Linked DNA regions of Homo sapiens: region 2 is linked to region 1. Evidence: chromatin contacts called from ENCODE Hi-C data. All regions are on one chromosome and are shown on one strand. The core of a region is the stretch at or near the end of the contact, and the rest is flanking DNA. Distances in the headings are between cores, read along the strand shown.

Region 1 (2,818 bases), core at 169-2,668:
GTTTTTACCTACGTTTCCAATTCACCTCATCCAGCTCTACCTCCGTATTACTTCTTCTCATTCCGAACTATCTCAAGTTTCCTAAAAGCACCTACTGTTCTAGCACATACTCCAAAATTCCCGCACTGCCTTTTTCTCCTTTCTCTACTCTTGGGACAAGCAATCACAATTCCTTCGACACGCAACTAGCTCCATCTTCCCTTCTAGGAAACCTTCTCTAGCCTACCCAAGCACTGTTAATCACTCCCCTCTAGATTATTCTACTACGGTAGCACTTCCTAAACTATACTGCGCAGTAATCACTAATTACGTGTAGTTTCTCTTCAGTGTTTTTCTCCTTCAAAGCAGGGTTTCTATTCTGTTCATTTGGACCCTAACAGTATACCAGGCATCGAACATTTGCTAACTGGAGAAATAAGAGCTCCAACATTTACTTCCTATCAAAGCTTTCCAATGCCGCGGTTTTCAAAAACCTAAGCATTCGACACTCCAATTTGAGAAATACCAGTGAATACCAGTAACTAAACTGGATGGTGACATTTGATGAGGCGAAAACAATATTTAAAATCAATTCCCCCTGTCGCCTCTCCAAAAGGGCATTTCCACATTGAAGTTCCAGTAATTCTAGGTGACAGGAAGCGCGCGTTCTGGCTACGAGCATCACACAACGAAGTTAATGTGGATGGGAGTGGGAGGCACTGCAGGGATAGGAAACAGCATAAGCAACGACTAGTAAGCGCTCGAGAGACGGCGGACTACTATTCTGCAACGTCTCTTAAACACACTGGCGCGCCTCACCTGATCTGGCGAGTTTCCTAGAGGGGCCGCTGAACCCACGTGACCAAAAGAGCTACATTTTTGCAGGCCAGGGAGTGGGCAGTTATCCCAGCCGGCCCTTGGGAATGTTAGGCAACCGGGGTTGGTTGCTACGCCAAAAGGTGAATAAGGGCTGGGGAACAGGGGCGGCCAGCCCAGTTTCACTGGGAGCCAGAGGGTGCAGCTTCGACACAGCCACAGTGAATGGAAGCTTGGGGAGCGCGGGGCAATCTAGGCATTCCCGCCGACCTCCAGAATTGCGTCAGAAGCTGGACTGACAGCGCCCTGAAACGTGAGGAAACTCAAAGAGGCGCTTAGGGCCGACGTGGGGCCCACTCGCGCCAACTGCTTCTTACCGACAAGTGAGAACCAGAAGCCGCAGAGACAGACGCCGCCGCCATCTTTCAGCCTGCCCAGGGGGTCTCCGCACTTCGGGGGCGGTCTAGGTTCTCGTGCTCTTCTCCAAGACTCGGGAGCCGCCCACCAGCGGGGACCCTAGGCTGAACCCCTGATGGAAAAGGGCAAGGGTGCTGGTGCTGGGCTTGGAAACCCCTGCAACACACCCCCTCAGGGCCGCCTACGCTCACAGCTTACACAGAAAGGGCAACACGTCCTAACGGACGTCTTTCCTAGCCAATCAAAACAGCAGACGTCTTTCTGTAGTAGGAGAGAATCCGCCTCTTCCCTGGTGACGTCACAAGGTAGCGCGTAACGGGGCCCGCTGGGGCAGACAACGCCGGGGTTACAGGCCGGCTCTGCGGGGATTCTACGGAGGGTCGGGCCTCCTCCAGTAAGAAGCGTGGGCGAGTAGTGGTGTCGCCAGTGGCAACTGAAGGGAGTAATGGAGATAAAACAAAAGCGAAGGCGAAGTTAAAGCACTCCACGAGTTCCCTCGGATTAAACGCCGGAGAGAGCGTGAATTTGCCTCGGGGACGCCTCTCCAGGTGAAGTATTTACCTTTTGGCCAATAACAAATAGGATTAGGAGGGACTTAACGATTTAGTCCAATAGAAAGCAAGGGAAAAAAAGTTGCGGCAGAGAACGAGCCTTTCGCGAACATTTGCTCAATTGGATTGGGGCGCTCTCAGCCAAACCTGGGACTGGCTGTTAGAAATAGCCGCGACCGCAGACCTTTGGGCGGGGCAGGTTCAAAGCGGATTTCGCGCGCTGAGAGCTCCGGGATGTCATTGGCCGGCGACATCCTCCCTTTGTGGGCGCTTCCTGCGTCGCGGAAGTTGGGAGTTGGGAGGAGCCATCGAATGACGCGATAGCCTTCGCAGCCAATCAGGGATGGGAAAGGGAGGCCGAGAAGGAAGCGGATCCACGGCCGCACAGCTAAACAGCAACCCCCTACCCGCTTCGTCTCCCTCCGCCGCTATCGGGGCCTAAGCGGGAGCGGCTGGCACGGCGTCACTGGGTGGGCTGGGGCGGAAGTGGAGGCGGAGGGAGACGGTGGCGTCGTCCGCGGGGCCCTGGGCTCTCGCGGCGAGGCCCTGGTGGGCGCGAGGCAGGGGGAGGGGGAGGAGGAGGAGCCCGCGGCCCGGGCGGCGGCGGCTCTCGGGTTCTCCGTAGGGCCCCGCCTCGGAGCGGGCGGCGGCGGAGGAGGAGACTGAGGAGCAGGATGGCGGCCTCGGCCCTGTACGCCTGCACCAAGTGTACCCAGCGTTATCCTTTCGAGGAGCTCTCCCAGGGCCAGCAGCTCTGCAAGGTCCGTGGGCTCCGGGAGGCGGGCGGGATGGGTGTCCTCGGCCGTAGCCGGAGGGGGCCGGGTAGCCGCTGCACTGCAGCCCCTCTTCGCCGGCGCCTCAGGGGTTTGGGAGTCTGGAGCCCTCGCCTCCCCACTCGGGGACCCCTTTTTCTGGGGGCTTGAACATTAGCTGGGAACGGACCCTGAAAGGGAGGCAGAATCGTGCCCTTTTCCAGGCGGCCCAGGAGGGTGCCGGGCCCCGTCAGCGTCTGGGGGTCTCAGGAGTGGGGTTGAGTGAGGCAGCCACCTGTCTAT
Region 2 (2,917 bases), core at 310-2,809, 8.1 Mb before region 1:
GGCTTTTGTACCTACAAAGTATTCGTGTGTACATGCACGTGAATATTTGTATGTGCACATTGCATGTTTCTGTGTTTCAAAAAGCAATAAAACAGCTCACGCAGTTACTAAGAAGGAAAGCCAGAAGTTGAATTAAGACTTTGTACTCTTCTTCACACCGTGGCTGCCTTCTGGAGTGCTTGTGGCTACCGTTTTAACCCACAGGCTTTTTTTTTTTTTTTTTTTTTTTTAATCAACACTAGTTTTCAGTTAGCTCTGATGATCAGTGCCAGGAAGAACATGGGTCACTGAAATCCAAAAATAATCCCTGAAACATATTTTATGCAATTTCCTGTGTTAAAATCTCCTGCCAGAGCTGTTAAACATAGTCTTGGAGATGAGATGTGTCCAGGTTGACCTCATTTTCCTTCCCTGTCCTTCCTGGGATGGAGACTCAAACCAATGCTCAAATGACCAAGGCTGGGAAACAGGAGGGAAGGCTGAGGGGAAGATGTTGGTGGAAAAAACTTTAATGACATACATGAGGGATTGAATAACTGAGGATTTGGGGGCTCCATTATATAAATTCTTAAAAGTCTAAGAGCAGGAATGAGAGGGATGAAAGGAGAAGGCATGAATGCGTGGCAGGGGCATTTAATTGATCCAGAATGGGATTTTGCACTTTATGTACATTTGATGCATGTTTGGTGAATAGATGACTGATTGATTGGCTGAATGAAGGATTAGAAATTGTTTAAACTCAACTGATCTTTCACACATATAGCATACCTTAACTTAAAGGAACAAGACCTGGAATCTTTATCTCTCAGTCACCCAAAAAGGGGTATCATGAACAGGAACTGTTTGAGGAACCTCTGTCAATTTTTGACAGTCTACCATCTAATCCCTCAGTCCTATTAGCACCTGATATCTCAGTAATCCCATGTTATGTGCAGCCTTTGAGTGAACAAGTAATCTTCTCACCAAGAAAAGGAATCTTAAGTTCAACCAATCTGACTCACTCTCCTACAACTGTGAATGGCATGAGGGTCTCACCACTGGTAGAGGTCAGTAGCAGTGCAACACCCTGTGTGTCCTACATTGTCTTTCTTGAACTGTCTGCTGCCAACTTCCAGAGCATCTTTAGCACATACACTTTCTTGGAGCTTTCAGTCCTTCGGCCAGTTTGCAGCCCTGACCCTGACCAGTCGACCCCCTTGCCATGGCCCTTTCAATGTAGGCAACATGCATCCCAGGCCTCAGGTTGCCTTGCCCGTGAGTGAGCTTGCACTCAACTCCTGTCTGCCCAGCCCCACCAACAGCCTTAGCCAGACCCACCCCAGAGGCTGTCTTCTGCTTGCCTAGTACAGTAGTCCCCACCCTTGGCTTCATCTGTGTTTCCACTTTCCAGGAATTCAGTGCTCAACTGTGTTCTGAAAACATTAAATGGAAAGTTCCAGAAATAATTCATAAATTTTAAATCACATGCTGTTCTGAGAAGTGTGATGAAATCTTGTGCTGTCCTGCTCTGTCCCACCCGGGACATGAATCACTCCTTTTTCCAGCATGTCCACGCTGTACACGCCACCCGCCTTTCGTTGCTTAGGAGCCATCTCAGTTATTAGATCAACTGTCTCAGTATTGCAGTGCTTGTGTTCTAGCCACCCTTATTTTACTTAGATGGGCCCAGAGCACAAATGTCATGTTACTAGCAATTCAGATATGCCAAAGGGAAGCAGTAAAATGCTTCCTTTTTTTGAAAAAGTGAAAGTTCTCAACTTGATAAGAAATAAAAAAATTATAGGTTGTAGTGTTACAATGGCCCCAGGGTACAAAAGTAGTGTTACTAGCAATTCAGATGTGCCAAAGAGAAGCAGTAAAATGCTTCCTTTGTATGAAAAAGTGAAAGTTCTCAACTTGATAAGAGATGAGAAAAAATTATAGGTTGAGGTTGCTAAGATGTATGGTAAGAACAAATCTTCTATTCATGAAATTGGGAAGAAGGAAAAAGAAACTCATGCTAGTTGCTATCCCACCTCAAACTGCAAAAGTTATAGCTACAGTGCATGTTAAGTACTAAATTACCAAGGAAAAGGCATTAAATCTGTGAGTGGAAAACATGAACAGAAACATGTTTGGATTGACAGCAGTCAGGTCTGGTACTACCTTCTGTTTCGGGTATCCACTGGGTGTCTTGGAAAGTATGCCCTGTAGACATGGGGTGACTGCTATACTGGAGTGGCTCAGAGATCTTCTCCAACAAATGAATTGAAACTGTACCTCAAAAGAGGTCTAAATCTCAGCTTAGGGAGGGGGCTTCCCTTCCAAATTTTGTCTTCTTCAGGTACTCTCCCTCAGACCTAGGGTATTCTTTAGAGTTCTTTTTATGTATTTATAGCGTCTCATAGTTACTCCTCTGTTATAGTGAATAATCCTCTATATTAAACTTTTCCTGTATGATTACTGTCTCCTAACTGAAAGTCAACTGATAAAGAATTGGTAGTGGAACTAGTTTCACAAAGATGGGATTCAGAAATTGTCAAGATATTACTTCCAAGATGAAAGAAGAGTTGATTCACTCCATGTCACCTACCATAAAAAAGAGGCATTTTGTTTGGTAGGCCTTCTTGTATTGTTTAGATCATGCACATGGGTTGAAGTGCAGGGCTGAGCTCCTTGACTATGGGGAATAGGATACTAGGAATCCATGGTATAAAGTGATATAGTAACTAATCAAGCTGTAACTTGTGGTTTACTGTGACGAAGAGCCAACTGAAACAAGCACCATAGGATCCAAAGTGGTTGCTGCACTTTACTTTTATGGCTAATGATGACTACAAGGACTATGATTTGAGATTGATTTTTTAAATGCACTTGAGTACTTACAAAAAAGAAAATGACATGCTCAGATTCTTCAACTTTTAGCTTAAGTGACTAT

What was found. A loop is a pair of places that touch in the nucleus more often than their neighbours do. Pooled maps may share reads with other maps.
Region 2: a loop to region 1 is called in a pooled map of posterior vena cava, with 14 times the contacts of the local background. The contact joins the enhancer-like site here to the promoter of CEP57 in region 1. A Hi-C loop is called at or near these places in 1 of 50 pooled maps.

What each region holds. Positions count from the first base shown.
Region 1 is chr11:95,789,098-95,791,915 of GRCh38, reverse strand. CEP57 (centrosomal protein 57) reads right to left here and starts at 1,418. Exons shown (of 11, transcript NM_014679.5): 1 at 1,173-1,418. The coding sequence starts at 1,217. It overlaps FAM76B (family with sequence similarity 76 member B), which reads left to right and starts at 2,134. Exons shown (of 10, transcript NM_144664.5): 1 at 2,134-2,524. The coding sequence starts at 2,438. RefSeq lists enhancers at 510-1,173, 1,137-1,606 and a silencer at 2,107-2,526.
Region 2 is chr11:103,869,558-103,872,474 of GRCh38, reverse strand. The region is part of intron 3 of PDGFDDN (PDGFD downstream neighbor); the gene reads left to right. Among named protein-coding and RNA genes, the nearest start is that of MIR4693, 21 kb to the right of the region's middle. Within about 2 kb of position 1,559, at least 5 of the 41 ENCODE cell types and tissues checked have a DNase peak (open chromatin) inside an H3K27ac peak, as active enhancers do.